2 separate regions of the Homo sapiens genome follow, and region 1 is linked to region 2. Evidence: chromatin loops called from intact Hi-C (ENCODE). Cell type or tissue: CD4-positive, alpha-beta T cell. All regions are shown on one strand. Each heading gives the region's core, and the rest is flanking DNA. Links, peaks and the distances in the headings are about the cores only.

The links. A loop is a pair of places that touch in the nucleus more often than their neighbours do. Peaks named below come from ENCODE experiments on the same cell type or tissue, not always from the same donor. Only the 100,000 strongest peaks of a DNase experiment are listed, where the experiment ranks them.
Region 1: it touches region 2 in a loop (7-fold over the local background); 6 of 110 quality-filtered maps call a loop at or near these places.

Annotation. Positions count from the first base shown.
Region 1 is chr19:9,859,450-9,867,777 of GRCh38, reverse strand. It overlaps OLFM2 (olfactomedin 2), which reads left to right. Exons shown (of 6, transcript NM_058164.4): 2 at 6,984-7,133. Among named protein-coding and RNA genes, the nearest start is that of PIN1, 28 kb to the right of the region's middle. In CD4-positive, alpha-beta T cell, for the core only: no CTCF peak of the experiment used is centred there; DNase peaks (open chromatin) are centred at 1,337, 3,827 and 4,707; H3K4me3 peaks cover 878 bases; H3K27ac peaks cover 2,480 bases.
Region 2 is chr19:9,909,805-9,918,132 of GRCh38, reverse strand. The region is part of intron 1 of OLFM2 (olfactomedin 2); the gene reads left to right. Among named protein-coding and RNA genes, the nearest start is that of OLFM2, 23 kb to the left of the region's middle. RefSeq lists silencers at 3,378-3,467, 3,488-3,587. In CD4-positive, alpha-beta T cell, for the core only: a CTCF peak has its summit at 3,293 (motif pointing right); DNase peaks (open chromatin) are centred at 3,282 and 4,222; H3K4me3 peaks cover 599 bases; H3K27me3 peaks cover 1,374 bases.

The sequences.
Region 1 (8,328 bases), core at 306-8,305, 51 kb after region 2:
TAGCTTTGGATTGGCCGAATAAAATGCAAATTGCAGAAACTGTAATGGCTTGGCTGTGGACTGGCAGGCTGTCCTCCAAAAATATCTAATCCCCGCTCTCATATTTAATTGGCGCTATCTTATGGTATTTTACATATCCTTGTAAACCACTTAGAGTCCTCTCTGGAACAAGGCAGGGCACAAATAAATATGTAAGCCCCAAGGTGCCTTGGCTTCCTGATTAAATTATCCAGCCTCAAACACAATAATAGCTTCATTTTATTAAGAGGCAGGCGCTTGCTCTCTTCCTGTTGGCTACTTCCTGATAGCCAATGCTTCTCCTGTCCCCAGGACCCTGTAGCAATGCCTCCGTCCCCAGGGAAACACCAGGAATTGTTTTTTTTTGTTGTTGTTATTGTTGTTTTTTTGAGACGGGGTCTCGCTCTATTGCCCAGGCTGGAGTGCAATGGCACGATCTCGGCTCACTGCAACCTCTGCCTCCTGGGTTCAAGCAATTCTTCTGCCTCAGCCTCCTGAGTAGCTGGGCTTACAGGTGCCTGCCACCACGTCTGGCTAATTTTTGTATTTTTAGTAGAGATGGGGTTTCACCATGTTGGCCAGACTGGTCTGGAACTCCTGACCTCAGGTGATCCGCCCACCTTCACCTCCCAAAGTGCTGGGATTACAGGCGTGAGCCACCATGCCTGGCCACCAGGAATTGTTTTTGAACCAAGATATAGGTGGTGGAGTAGTAGGAGATGATGATCCCTGGCCCGACAGCAAGAACAGCTTTCCCTGCCTGTGTCCTACTCAGTTAATCCTGGACCTGTTTTAGAGGCTGGTGTTTAATTAGGGCAGCCTCAGCAAAAGTGTTTGTAAGATTTCAGCCAGAAAAGACATTTGAGGAACAGATACTTGAGTGCATAGCTTCACTCCCTTAAAGCCCATTAGCAGGAATATTAAACCCTGAACCAAGAGCTCAGCAAAGAGAGAGTGGGTTGGCAGGGCCGTCGTGATAGCTCACGCCTATAATTCCAGCACTTTGGGAGGCCAAGGCGGGTGGATCACTTTAGCCCAGGAGTTCAAGATCGGCCTAGGAAATGTAGTGAGATCCCCGTCTCTACCAAAAAAAATAGCCAGTCGTGATGGTGCATGCCTGTAGTCCCAGCTGCTCGGGAGGCTGAGGTGGGAGGATTGCTTGAGTCAGGGAAGTTGAGGCTGCAGTGAGCCTAGATCATGCCACTGCACTCCAGCCTAGGCAACAGAGCAAGACCCTGTCTCAAAAAAAAAAAAAAAAAAAAGTGGGTTGGCTTCTTTAGTACATCTGCCACATCCGAGGTGAGACAGGCTGCTAGACCACAGACTTCTATGCTGGAGAACGCCTGTGTTCTTGCACCTGCTGTTGTAAGCATTTCCCCTAGAGTAGGACACTCTCTGTTCCTCTCTAGTCTTCTGACTGCCAAGAACTCTTGACTTTGTTTCCAAGCTAGACCCAGTCTGGGAGAGCTAGCACATGGTACATTCCAGAACATTCCAGCGGTTCCTAGGGACATGCATTAACTGCATATCTGAACTTAAACCCAATGGGCAAAACTCAGGACCTCTGCCTGCTGCGATCTGGCAGCCAAAACCCAGGCATTTAATTACACTGCTGCAGAGAACACTCCGGTGAGATGCGTCCAACGCAGACAATTATTTTAGGAAAACCATGGAGGCCTTCTCTCTGCACCACTTAAATCTTGCTTCTCTTTTACAATTCAATATTTCCTCTGTCGAGAGAAAATGGCTTATTTGCTTCAACGGACACGCTAGGCAATGTAGGAAGATGTTAATTACGTTGAACCGGCGGCTTTGTCTCTGCACAAAAGATATTCCTTGGGGGTTTCTATCCAAATTGCTTGGGGACTAGAGCCAGGGGAGGAGGGGCAGGGATGCTTGGGCTCCTGTTTGATGTTTTTCTTTGTTTTTTTTTTTTTTTTTTAAGAATGAGATTTATCAAGAAGGGAGGGCCGGGCACGGTGGCTCATGCCTGTAATCCCAGCATTTTGGGAGGCCAAGGCGGGTGGATCATTTGAGGTCAGGAGTTCAAGACCAGCCTGGCCAACATGGCGAAACCCTGTCTCTACTAAAAATACAAAAATTAGCCAGGCGTGGTGGTGCATGCCTGTAATCCCAGCTACTTGGGAGGCTGAGGCAGGAGAATTGCTTGAACCTGGGAGGCAGAGGCTGCAGTGAGCCGAGATCCCGCCATTGCACTCCAGCCTGGGCGACAGAGCAAGACTCCCTCTCAAAAAAAAAAAAAAAAAAAAAAAAGAAAAAACAGAGAGGTAACAGTGACTCATGCCTTGTAATCCCAGTGCTTTGGGAGGCTGAGGCAGGAGGATCGCTTGAGCCCAGGAGTTTGAGACCATACTGGACAATATAGCAAGACTCCCATCTCTACAAAAAAATTTAAAAATTAGTAGGTGCGATGGTGAGACTAAAGGCCTTTAGTCTCAGCTACTCGGGAGGCTGAAGTGGGAGGAATCACTATTTAAGCCCAGGAGGTTGAGGCTGCCAAAAGCCCTGATAGTACCACTGCACACCAGCCTGGGTGACCAAGTGAGACTCCATCTCCAAAAAAAAAAAAAGAGGAGAAGAAGAAGAAGGGAGGTGGGAGAGTAGTTCTGGATCCTCCCAGAACCAAAGGGGCAGGCTTTCTTGGGGTATTCCTCTTGTACTGGGCCATCCTTGTTGTCTTAGGTCAGGCTCTTTCAGGGAGGATTTAAGTGCAGGTATCCACCTAAGATACCCCAGGAAGAACCAGTGGGGGAGCAGTGAAGTGAGAGAGGAGGTGAAGGAAACCCGTGCCGGGAGACTTAATGAGTACGCCAGGCGCAGTGGCTCACACCTGTAATACCAGCACTTTGAGAGGCCGAGGCAGGTGGATCGCTTGAGCCCAGGAGTTCAAGACCAGCCTGGGCAGCAAAGCAAGACTATCTCTACAAAAGGAAAAAAAAAAAAAAAAAAAAGCTGGGTGTGTTGGTACCTGCCTGTAGGCCCAGCTACTCAGGAGGCAGATGTGGGAGGGGATGGCTTAAACCCAGGAGTTCGAGGCTGCAGTAAGCTAGGATTGCACCACTGCACTCCAGTGGTGGGTGACAGCAAGACCCAGACCTGAGCGACAGCAAGACCCCATCTTAAAAAAATAAATAAATGTGCCAGGCGCAATGGCTCTCGCCTGCAATCCCAGCACTTCGGGAGGCCAAGGTGGACGGATCACTTGAGGCCAGGAGTTCGAGACCAGCCTGACCAACATAGTGAAACCCTATCTCTACTAAAAATACAAAAATTAGCCAGGCATGGAGGTGGGTGATTGTAATCCTAGCTACTCGGGAGGCTGAGGCATGAAAATCGCTTGAACCCAGGAGGTGGAGGTTGCAGTGAGCCAAGATCGCACCACTGCCCTCCAGCCTGGGAGACACAGCGAGAGTCTGTCTCAAAAATGAAAAATAATAAAATAAACGAATAAATAAAAGAGAAGTAATGAGCAGGTTGCTGCTGTGGACAACTGAGGTGTAAATCTAATGGGTTGCCCTGGAAGATTTCATGAACATACACCTTCGAGTTCTTTCCCACTGGAGAGGCAAGAGGGGTGGTATTAATCACGAATGCCTGTAGGTCATCTCTGAGGATTGCTGGGTGTATTTTCTGCTGGCCCCATGCAAGGGCAGGGTGGGATATGACCACCAGAGAAAGCTCTTGGCTGTGGCCAATCCTGGGCACACCTGCAGTGAATGTTAGCTCCACCCAGCTCCTACCTGAGTACAAGGAAGGCGGAGAAAGTGAGTTACTGTGCTCCGCTGCCAGGGCTGAGGATGTGCAACTTACAAAGAGGGGGTTCCCCCCATTTAGGAAGGGTGTACAAAGGCTCGAAGAATGACTGACTGTAATAGTTTCAGCTGGCGTTTATGAATGGTTTGTTTTCCTTATAGATTAGTGGGGGAGTCAAGCTCATCTGTATAATTTGTACAATTATATCATTTGCTCATATTCCAATAAGCCTTAAAAAAAAAAAGACTCGATTGAGTGGGAGAGAAAAAGGTGGGCTAATAGTTGGAGTCCCCGGGATCGCTCATAATTCACAGCTTGGTTTATCTGTGCTGCAGCTCACGGCACCGATTCTGCTGGGAGATCTAGTAATGGCTGTGCAAATGATCAATGATTGTGGTGCTTTGTTTCTCTGTAAAACACTGGGGTTTTTTTAATCAGAATTTCTTCCATGCCTGTCAGAATGCATCCTGGAATAGGACCAGAATCTTCCATTTACCGCCTCTATGGCCACCACCCATCATCACCTGTCTGGATCTGTGCAGTCACCCCTGCCCTGGCCTCCCTCCCTCGTTCCCTAGAGCAGCCAGAGGTCACTGTGAACACCCAAGTAAGGTCACGTCTCGCCTCTGCACAGAACCCTCCATGGCTCCCACCTTCCTCAGGGCAGAACCCAGAGCCCTCACTGCTTCCCACAAGGCCTTGCCCCATCACCTCCCTTCTCTCATCTGCCTCCACTTACCCCTTACTCAATCTGCTCCAGCCACATGGGCCTCCTCCTTGTTTCACAAACACACCAGGCATGGTCCTGCCTCAGCCTTTCTACTTGCTGTTCTCTCTGCCTGGAACCCCTTCCCCAGACATCCAAATGGCTCCTCCCTCACTTCCTTCAGGTCTTGAACAAAGACTTCAGGTTTTGAACAAACGACGCCTACGTGTGCAAGCCCAAGCCAGTCACCCCACAACCCTCACGTCCCCCCACATCCTTTTTTTTTTTTTTGAGACAGAGTTTCACTCTTTTGCCCAGGCTGGAGTAAAGTGGTGTGATCTCGGCTCACTGCAACCTCGGCTCGCTGCCCCCACCCCGCCAGGTTCAAGCGATTCTCCTGCCTCAGGCTCCCAAGTAGCTGGGATTATAGGCGCACATCACCATGCCCGGCTAATTTTTGTATTTTTAGTAGAGACGGGGTTTTACCATGTTGGCTAAGCTGGTCTGGAACTCCTGACCTCAGGTGATCCACCTGCCTCCACTTCCCAAAGTGCTAGGATTACAGGTGTGAGCCACCGCGTCTGGCCTGTTTTTTTTAAGAGATGGGGTCTCACTCTGTCACCCAGGCTGGAGTGCAGTGGCACAGCCATAGCTCATTGCAGCCTCAACTTCCTGTACCCAAGCAATCCTCCTGCCTCAGCCTTGTGAGTAGCTGGGACCACAGGTGCATGCCACTACATCCAGCTAATTTTTTTTTTTTTTTAATTTTTAGTATAGATGAGGTCTTGTTATGTTGCCCAGGGTGGCCTTAAACTCCTGACCTTCAGTGATCCGCCCCCTTCAGCCTCTTGAAATTCTGGGATTACAGGCGTGAGCCACCATTCCTGGGTCCCTCCAGACATTGATCAGGATTTGTAATGATAGAAATGTCCCCTGCCTTCTCCTTTTCTTCTGTCTCACTCGTCCCTCAAGTTCATCTCAAGAGCCCATTCTCTTGGATACCTCCTCAGAGACCCTCAGCCTGAGGGAAGACCCCCTGTTACTCCCTGCACTACTTCTTCAAAGCACTCACTGCAGCATGTGGTTCTAGAAGTATCACTGGCATTAAGTGGTTGATGTCCGTCTCTCCTAGTAGCTCCATGGACAACCACCAGATGTTTTCTTCATTCCTTCTCTTCCTTGATCCTATCCCAGACCCTATGCCTGGGACAGAAGAGACTCTCATGGATATCTTCTTTTTTTTTTTTTTTTTTTTTCTTTGAGACGGAGTCTTGCTCTGTCGCCCAGGCTGGAGCGCAGTGGCGCAGTCTCAGCTCACTGCAACCTCCGCCTCCCAAGTTCAAGCCATTCTCCTGCCTCAGCCTCCCATGTAGCTGAGATTACAGGTGCCCGCCACCATACTTGGCTAATTTTTGTATTTTTAGTAGAGATGGGGCTTTGCCATGTTGGCCAGGCTGTTCTCAAAACTCCTGACCTCAGGTGATCCACCTGCCTCAGGGGTGTCTTCTAATCAGTTTGGAAGTTTATGATTTGTGTCTAGAGTTCCCTGGTACTTATTTGCATTTCTAAGCCTCTGATAAGTCCTGCAGTAACAAAACTTGTTTCACCCAGTGACACACATTTATTTGACCACAGAGCATCCTTTTCCCAGCACACCTGGTAAGATTACCAGTGTTGGAAGGAGTATGGCTTGGGAAACAAAGCCATAATTGGTCACTGGATTATCTGAGCATTTTGTCTGCCATCACTTTGCCTGGGTGGCTCCAGGTGAGGTGGGGGCACAGCAGGGTTGCACTTAACATTTGGTGGCCCTGATGGCCGGGCACGGTGGCTCACGCCTGTAATGCCAGCACTTTGGGAGGCTGAGACGGGTGGATCACCTGAGGTGAGATCCTTTTTTTTTTGTGAGACAGGGTCTCACTCTGTTACCCAGGCTGGAGTGGAGGCCAGGTGTTGGAGACAGGCGGAGGTTGCAGTGAGCCCAGATCGCGCCACTGCTCTCCAGCCTGGGTGACAGGGCAAGACTGTGTCTCAAAAACAAACAACAACAAAAAACAAACCAAAAAAAAAAAAAAACATTAAGTGGCCCTGAGATAGCTCCAGAGCCGATATGTCACTGTGGGCTGGGGAAGCAGAGAGGAGGTCCAGGTTTGGGGGTTATTTGAGTGGATCTCTGTTCTAATGGCAGTCACAGAGACAGTGTTGTGTGCGTGCAAATCTGTGTGAGAGAATGAATTCTGGTCTTGGAGAAGATTTGAGTCCTCCAATTCCTTGCCGTGTTCCTTAAGCCCTCCGCACCTCAGTCTTGCCATCCGTGAAATGAGGCTCCTTAAGGAGGGCCTGAGATCACACACAACAGGCACTGGCATATGCCCGGAGCCCAGCAAAGGGCATCTGTGGTTTCCTTGGGCCCCCTTCCTGTCCCAGTGAGGGCGAGGCGAGACCCTCACTGGGATTCCGGTCTCTGACCCCCACCTCTTTGCAGACTCTCTTCCAGAACCCAGAAGAGGGCTGGCAGCTGTACACCTCAGCCCAGGCCCCTGACGGGAAATGCATCTGCACGGCCGTGATCCCAGCGCAGAGTACCTGCTCTCGAGATGGCAGGAGTCGGGAGCTGCGGCAACTGATGGAGAAGGTGAGAACCTTCCAGGTACCCTGGGGGCAGCTGGGAAAATCTCCCAGTTCTCACCCCGCCCTCCAGCCCCATCCAGGTCAGCCAGTGGCCATATCCAGCTATGCAAATTATTCAGAGCTGGCTGATAATCCAGCTCCTCTCCAGGCAGGTCCTTTTTTTTTTTTTTTCCTTTTAACACAGGGTCTCACTCTGTTACCCAGGCTGGAATGCAGTGACATGATCAGCTCACTGCAGCCTCAAACTCCTAGGTTCAAGCAATCCCCACTCCTCAGCCTCTGAGTAGCTGGGACTACAGACATGCACCACCATGCCCTAATTTTTATATTTTTTGTGGAGACGGGGTCTCCCTATGTTGCCCAGGCTGGTCTCAATCTCCTGGGCTCAAGTGATCCTCCTGCCTCAGCCTCCCAAAGTGTTGGGATTACAGGTGTGAGCCACCATGCCCAGATGGATACTTTATCCAATATCTGTTCAATGTATTTTTTTTTTTTTTCTCCTTGAGACAGTCTCACTCTGTCGCCCAGGCTGGAGTGCAGGTGCAGTGGCGCGATCTCAGCTCACCGCAACCTCCACCTCCCAGGTTCAAGCAATTCTCCTGCCTCAGCCTCCCGAGTAGCTGGGATTACAGGCGTGTGCCACCACGCCCAGCTAATTTTTTTATTTTTAGCAGAGATGGGGTTTCACCATATTAGTCATGCTGGTCTTGAACTCCTGACTGCAGGTGATTTGCCTGTCTTGGCCTCCCAAAGTGCGGGGATTACAGGCGTGAGCCACTGCGCCCTGCCTGTTCAATGCTTTTTTGGGAGAGAAGCCAAGCACTTACTGGGATTGGGGTGGGGGGAAGGAAGGAAGACTGGAGGGGCAGCATCTGAGTCTCCTGTGTGTGAGCTCTGGTCCACCAGGCATGTCCCACCCAGCTTTGCAGTTCACCAGACTCACCTACTAAGAAGGAGTTCTGTGCCCCTTGGGGAGGGTCTAACCCTCCACCTCAAGAGGCTCCTATAAAAGTTTCCTTCTACCTCTGATCATGGTCAAGAGAAAATAGTCCCCTGGGCCGGGCGTGGTAGCTCACGCCTGTAATCCCAGCACTTTGGGAGGCTGAGGCATGTGTATCACTTGAGGTCAGGAGTTTGAGATCAGCCTCTACCAAAAATACAAAAATTAGCCGGGCGTGGTGGTGTGTGCCTGTAGTCCC
Region 2 (8,328 bases), core at 100-8,099:
CCGAGGTGGGTGGATCTCTAGAGGTCAGGAGTTCAAAACCAGCCTGGTCAACATGGTGAAACCCCATCTCTACTAAAAATACAAAAATTACCCAGGCATGGTGGCATGCACCTGTAAACCCAGCTACTTGGGAGGCTGAGGCACGAGAATTACTCGAACCCAGGAGATGGAGGTTGCAGTGAGCAGAGATTTCACCACTGCACTCCAACCTGGGCAACAGAGCGAGACTCCATCTCAAAACAAAACAAAACAAAAAACAACTAAAGTAGGGTAAGTGGCACAGAGTGGTGGGGTGTTCAGATTGTAGATGAGGTGGCCAGGGAAGGTCCTTTGGATAAGATCACCATATCACTGAGGGTCTTGTTAGGGAAACAAACTACGTGTTTCAGAGAGGGGAAATTTAATACAGGGAATTGGTTAAGTGGGAGAAGAAAGAGTTGAGAAGCCACATGGGATGATGAGGAAATCTGGCATAAGCTACAGCAGAAAGCTACTGGAGGGACATGGCAAAGAGAGGATGTGATAAGGAAGGGACCCTTGGGGAGGAACTGGCACTATGGAGGAGGTGTAGCCACTGTCAGAAAACACCCTCCACCCCAAGCAGACACAGGAGAGAAACACCCTGGCTTCTGCCTTCCTCTCCAATCTCCGATCTCCCTCCAGTGGCTCCCATTGGATAAACCGACCAGGAAGCCAGTATGCAATGGAATCTGGGAAATGTAGTTTTCTGGGGGAAGGGCAGGGCATGGCTCTGACCCACACAATGACAGAGCAGAGATATAAATTAAATAAAGGACCGGGAATGGTGGCTCGCATCTGTAGTCCCAGCTACTTGGGAGGCTGAGGCAGGAGAATAGCTTGAGCCTAGGAGTTAGAGGCTGCAATGAGCTATGATTGAACCACTGCACTCCAGCCTGGGTGACAGAGCAAGACTCTGTCTCTAAAAAATACATTAATTAAGTAAAGGAACAAGCCATGGGGGGCATCCTTGATGTATTTTGTGTAGAAGGAACAGGAAGTTCAAAGGTCCTGAGGTTGCAGTGTCCCAGATGGAGCCAAAACCTTGAGAGTGGGTGTGATGGTCCAGGCAGAATGAGAGCGGCAGGGAACCCAGGACAAAGCCCTGAAAGATACAGAGTTTTAGGGAGTAGCAGGAGACAGCGACGGCACAGCCAGAGAGGTGGGTGCAGAACTAGGAAGTGATACCGTGTCTCTGAAGTCAAGGGAAAAAGGAGTTTCAAGAAGGTGATGGTGAGTGGGGACTGACTGACTGTGAGAATGATCTAATGAGGACTGGCATGAGGGTGTGGACCTGGCAAATTGGCACCTTTGGTGAGAAGAGTTTTGGAAACGTTGGGGAGGTGGGAGGCAAGGAGTTAAATGCAAGCAAGTGCAAACTCGAGCACAGACCACTCCTTGGAGAAGCCTGGATGCGCTGAACTAAGGCAGTTTCCCACAGCACCCATGGCCAGAGAGTGAGAAAGTTTGTTTGGGTCCCAAATTGTCTAAGCCAGGAGGCCTGGAGCCCAGTTGGTCTTAGGGTCTGAAATCAGACAGTCCTGGTTTCAAAACCTGGGCCCCCACTTCCCTGCTGGGTTCCCCTGATCTGGGTCCCTCTCCTCTCTGAGCTCAGTTTCCTCACCTGGAAATAGGGGTGTCACTGTACTGTTTATGGATGTTGCAGCAGTTGTTAACATTGCATCTGCAAAGTGTTCAGCACTCATCAGTGAAAGCTTTAGAACAAGCTGGCAAGAACTCATCTTTTTTTTCTTTTAGACAGGGTCTCACTCGTCTGTCGCCCAGGCTGGAGTGCAGTGGCTCGATCTTGGCTCACTGCAACCTCTGCCTCCTGGGTTCAAGCAATTCTCCCACCTCAACCTCCCAAGTAGCTGGGATTACAGGCGTGCACCACCATACCCGGCTAACTTTTGTATTTTTAGTAGAGACAGGGTTTTACCATGTTGGCCAGGCTGGTCTCGAACTCCTGGCCTCAAGTGATCCACCCTCCTCGGCCTCCCAAAGTGCTGGGATTATAGGCATGAGCCACTGTGCCCGGCCTCAAATAATAACAACAATGGTAGCTACTATTTGAAAAACTTACCATGTCCCAGACACTTGTAAAGTATTTTACAAACATCATCATTCCTTATTCTCCCCCTGGCTCACTCCAACTACACTGGCCTCCTTCCTGGTCCTCAAACACTCCTGCCCCAGGGCCTTTGCACTTGCTGTTCCTGTTGCGTGGAACTCTCTTCCCCTAGATATCCAGATGGTTCCCTTCCTCACTTCAGGTCTCTGCTTAAACGTCCCTTTCTCGCCAGGCGCGGTGGTTCACGCCTCTAATTCCAGCACTTTGGGAGGCCGAGGTGGGCAGATCACGAAGTCAGGAGATTGAGACCATCCTGGCTAACACGGTGAAACCCCGTCTCTACTAAAAAATACAAAAAATTAGCCGGGCGTGGTGGTGGGTGCCTGTAGTCCCAGCTACTCGGGAGGCTAAGGCAGGAGAATGGCCTGAACCCGGGAGGCAGAGCTTGCAGTGAGCCGAGATCACGCCACTGCACTCCAGCCTGGGCGACAGAGCAAGACTCCGTCTCAAATAAATAAATAAATAAATAAATAAATAAATAAATAAAAAAGTCCCTTTCTCCAATCACTCTGTTTAAAGTTTACTTCCCCTTCCTCCTAATATCTTATGTACTTTACTTTTTTCCCGTATTTCTTGACTGTCTCACCCCATAGAATATTCATCTTCACATCCAACCCGGAGGCTCATTCTTGGAATGCCAACACTTTGGGAGGCCAAGGTGGGAGGATCGATTGAGGCCAGGGGTTCGAGACCAGCCTGGGCAACATAGCGAGATGCCCATCTCTACCAAAAAAAAAAAAAAAAGAGAGAGAAAAGAAAAAGAATATTCAATTTCACACAGGCAGGCATTTTTGTCTGTTGTTCACAGTGCCTGGGACATAGTAGATGCTCAGTAAATTACCTGATTCTCAGGATGACCAAGCCCTTTACACGTGTTAGGTCTCCACCACCCACTTTGCAGATGGGGAAACTGAGGCAGAGAGGAACAGTCATCCCTACAGGTCACACTTGCATCTTGGTGTTGTCCAGCTCAGAAAAAAAGACGGTTCGAGACCCCTAGCCCCCCTCCCCGCTCATGCTTGGCGCTCCTCCCCAGCCAGAGCCCTCAGCCCCAGGCCGCCGCCTGGAAAGGCCTGAGTCATCGCCGCCTCCAGACGGCGGCGGCCGCGGGCTGAGGGCGACGGCGGCGGCGGAGCGAGGTGATGCGGGGACGCCAGGAGGGGGCGTGAGTGCAGGCAAAACAGAGGAAATTAAAACTAGCCCGGCGCTCCTCTCCGCGGCCCAGCGGCTGCCGCCGCCGGCTGATGCGTGGGCGGACGGGTGGGCGGCGAGGGCACTGCGCTTCCCGCTCCCCCGAGGGAGCGGGCCGGGAGCGGGGTCCCCGGGGCCGCGAGGAAGGTCCGAAGCGTGAGTGCCCCGCCCCCACCCAAAGTTAAAGTTGCAAGTAGACACCTGCCCGGGACTCGCCTCCTAAAAGCCGCGTGCCAGGTCTCCGTGGTCCCTGGGTAGGAAACTGCCCTTGGTAGTCGTGGGAACTCCTCCCGTGGCCGAAGTGACCCCAGGACCGCACCTGCACCCAAACAATTTCGTCTGCTGGCCCTGGATCACGCCACCCTGGGGGCACGAAATGACCGAAGGATCCTTAGAGTGGTCTCAGTGCCCGGGAAGGAAGCCCCTTCCCCCAGCTAAAGGAGACCCTTGGTGACCCGATTCATGGGAGCGCACGAGCGTGTCGCCCCCCCACGCCCCCCAATGCCCGCTGTCCGAGGTTTTAGGTAGCCAGGGTGGGTGTCCCAACAGTGGGTGGGTGGGGATTTGCGACTCCGGCCCCCTGCCGTCTTTGGGTGGCCGGGGTGGGCCGAGGGCGCCTTTACGCGCGGGGTCCCGCGGCTCAGGCTCGAAGAGGGTCTGCGTGCGGGAGGCGGTCCGGGAACACCGCCTAGGGGGAGGGGGGCCGGGAATACCGTTGGGGGGCGGGGCTGGGGAATGCCACCGCGGTGGTGGTGGGGCGCTTGGGGAATGCCACCAGGGGGAGGTCCCCCACCCCATGGAGAGGTCCTCGGCGGGGGGCGGGCGAGGGCGTGGGGTGGGGGGTGGGGGCAGTCTGGGCGCCCCCCGCCCCCCGCCGGGCTCCGGGCCGGAGGCGTGACGTCACGGCGGCTGGAAGTGCCCGGCGCGGAGGCGCGGGAGGGGGCGGGGGCCCGAGCCGGCGCTTTATAAGAGGAGCCCGCCAGGCGCGCCGAGCCGCAGCCCGCGTCCCCGAGCCCCCCCTCACCCCGTCCCGGACCCCCTGCCCCGCAGCTCGCGCTCGTGCCCCCTCCCCCACGCCCCCCCGGGGCGCCTGGGTGTCGAGGGACCGAGCGCCCCGCGGCGGGCCAGAGAAGGGACGCGCGGCGGGCGGCCGCGGGGCATGAGGCGGAGGCGCGATGTCGGTGCCGCTGCTCAAGATCGGGGCCGTGCTGAGCACCATGGCCATGGTCACCAACTGGATGTCGCAGACGCTGCCCTCGCTCGTGGGGCTCAACGGCACCGTGTCCCGTGCGGGCGCCTCTGAGAAAATCGTGAGTGGCCGCCGCGCGGGGGGCGCTCCCGGGGGGCGTGGTACCCGCGCCACAGCCGCTGCCGCCGCCGCAGCCCCCGGGGCCCCCACCTGTCCCCCTCTACCCCTGTGCTTCCCACGACCCTGCCCGGCACGCCTGGGTAGGGGACGCCCTCTCGGGGTTCCAGGGTCGGACGTGGAGGCAGAAGGAGCCCCGGGACCCCTAGCCACCTCCGCGCCATTTAGGATGGTTCTTGCTGTTATTATTGATTATTATGATTATTAGTGAGCAATGTCTGAGCGCGAATAGCGTACCAGGCTCGCTCCGGCCCCAGGGCGGAGGCGACAAGGGCTGCAGAATTGAGCTGAGTCCGGGCTGAGTGGGGTGCAGCGGGAGGAGGGTGAGACTCGGGGGTTTAGAAGGACCCTGTCTCTGAAAGAGGGGAGGATCGAGGGGTTTCCGAGTGTCTCCACCTTCAAGGTCTCTGCCTGGTTGCGTCTCGGCGTCTCTGAGTAGTTCTGTCTGAGTCTCTATTCATTTCCCCTGCTTTGCGTCTCTGGGTCTCTTTCTATTAATATTTCTATCTTTCCTTGTCTCTGTCTCTGTGGCGCTGAGAATTTGTATCTCTTTTTTTCTCTCTTTTTCTCTCCCCTGCACCCCTTCCGCCATTCTTGCCTCGCCATGTGCTGAATATTTATCCCCATAACTCACCCTCCCTGGGAGGTAGACGGGGCGCAGACTGGGGCCGGAGCTGACACTGCCTCCAGAAGCTCCAGGATGGCGCCTTCCCATCCCATCCCCCTTTGAGGCTTTATCCTCCAGCTTCCCCACTACAGAGCTTCCCTGGATCAGGGAAGAAGGAGAGAACTCAGTGGGGTTCTCCCCGTGGTGTCCTGAGGAGAGAGGGGAGGGGTTTCCTTCACTGCAAACTTCCCTGGGCCTCCTCCAGATATGCCTTTCCCCCCACTCCTCAACCTCTGGTAGCCCCACCCCTGTTCCATCTGTTTGGGGGGCTCCTCCCAAATCATCCCCCAAACCCAGGCTGCGATGCCTGGGGCTCCCTTTCTTTAGCCCCAACTTCACCAACCCTCCCTTGCTTAGCCCCAAATGGTCATCCCGCAGCTTCTTTCTCCTTGATGGGAGCAAAGAAGAATTTGCTCCCTAGGGTCGAAGGCAAGGGTGTGTGGTGGTGGTGGGGACACCTGAGAAGGCTTTGTCCAGCCCCTGGTGGGGGTGGTATTGGGCTTGACACAGGTGAGAGCTTTCAGGCTAGATTCTTAGACTTGGCAGCCAATGTGTGAGACGGTGTGTTTCTGTGTGTCTGTCACATTAAGTGTTTATTATTTGGGTATGTCCTGGTGTGTCTATATGTGTGTGTTTCGGTGTGTATATGGGGGAATGGGAGTGGAGAAAGTTTATGTGCACTGCCGGCATGGGGTCCGATGTGCCTTCCTGTGTGTGAGGGTGCATCCCAGAATGAGTGTGGGTGTGTCCCTGAGTGACTGTGCTTGGGTGTGGACGTATCAGCATGTGTATCTGCAATTGCCTGTCCCTGACTATGGGTTTGCCTGTGTTACAAGATTGCATGTGTGCATATGAGTTTGTTATACACAAGTATGATACAGGCTTCTTGCCGTTGCCATCTGAGAAGGGAGAGAGATGGTATCTCATTGAAATCAGAAGCCAAATTTCCCTCTACCACCATTGAAAGCAAGTGAGTCTGTGTACATGTGTTCTATGCAGGTGTGTGTAAATGTGTGCATATGGTGTGTCTGCAGAATGTATAAATAAGTATATAAGAGCATGTCTATGAGTTATGATTTTGTGTGTGCATATGTATCTGTGCAAACGTGTGTGCAAGTATCTTTGTGTGCATATGTGTGGACAGGTATGTCTTTGTAAGTGTGTGCATATAACTGCAAGTGTGTATTTATGAAAGTGTGTGTGTGTGCCTGCCTTGTGTGCATGTGGGTAGGATGCCCTGTGTGCTGTGTGTTTTCTGTAAGTGTGTATGTGTGTGTGCCCAAACAGACCTGATCTCCACTCTGGCCCATTCGTAGCTAACAGCATCTTCATCCAATGCTTCCATGAATTCACCTGCTGAAAGCCAATGGCCCTCCCATCCCTGACACCACCCCATCCCTCAGTCTCATTATACTTTGTCAAAAGGGATCTGAGAAGTGAGATGTTAAGGTACTCAGGGTGAGGGCTGGGAGGGGACTGTGACATGAGGGTGTCCATTTTGGGAGTCTGAAAGACCTATGTTGGAATCTAGATTTTGTCCCCAACTTGCTCTATGACTCTGGCCAGTGCCTTTGTCACTCTGAGCTATTGTTTTCTCATCTATAAAATGGGAATGATGTCTTACCTCACAGAATTGTTGTGGGTAACAGAGATCTGCTGTTCAAATTCCCATCCTTCCACGCTTCCATATATCTCTTCATCCATCCATCCATCCTTCCCTCCATCTATTATTTCATCTATCCATCTGTTTTTACGCCCATCCTTCCATCTGTCTTGCTATCCATATCTCCATTCATTCATTCATCCAACCACCTGTTATTCCATCAGTCTGTCCATCTATCCATCAATTATTTCATCTACCCATCCATTTTCTCTCCATCCATTCACTCATACACCCACCCACTATTCCATCTGTCCATCCATCTGTACATCCATCCTTTCACACATCCATCTCTTTATCCTTCCACCCATCTCTTTTCATCTATCCATGATGCATCATTTGTCTCTCTGTTCTTTCATGGATCCATTCTTCTATCCATCCATCTCTATCCATGCATTCACCAATTCCTCCATGCATGCATTATCCATTATCCAACTCTCTTTTTCTATCCTCTGTGCATCCATCCTTCCACCATCCATCTGCCTCTCCATCCATTCATCTATCCTTCCATCCATTGTATTTATTCCACAAAACTATTTTTTTAAGAGGTGGAGTCTCACCATGTTGCCCAAGCTGGTCTTGAACTCCTGGGCTCAAGGGATCCTCCCTCCTCGGCCTCCCAAAATGCTGGGATTACAGGCATGAGCCACCAGTGCCTGGCCTATTCCACAAGACTATCAAGTGCCTCTTCTATGTCAAGAATTTTTATGTTTGAAAACCCCCAGCTCAGTGCCTAAGATAGCAGATGCTCAGTTAGTGATAAGATTTTTGAGTCAAACATATCTGGGTTTGAATTCTGGCCCTGTAATTTACTAGCTGTGTGACTTTGGGGGAAATTATTTAATTTCTCTAAGCCCCAACTTCCTTATTGTTATTATTATTAATATTATTATTTTTAGAGAAAGAGTCTCACTCTGTCACCCAGGCTGGAGTGTAGTGATGCCATCATAGCTCACTAACATCTGGAACTCCTAGGCTCAAGTCATTCTCCTGTCTTAGCCTCCTAAGAAGCTGGGATTCGATTTCCTTATTAGTCAGGGGGAATTTAGAGTCTTTATGAGATGGTAAGATCCTTGAAGACATCTGTGTTTTGCTCACTACTGAACCCTAAGGTGTGGCGCACATAGGCCTACAATAAATATTTGTCCAATGACTGAATCCACAATCACACCTTCATAAGGATTTGTGGATTCCTCCTTCAAACAAAAACAAATAAATAACGGGCACATAGTAGTGTTTAGTAAGGAGGGGTTGTTTTATTTACCCCTCTAGCCAAGCCTGGAATAAACATTTCT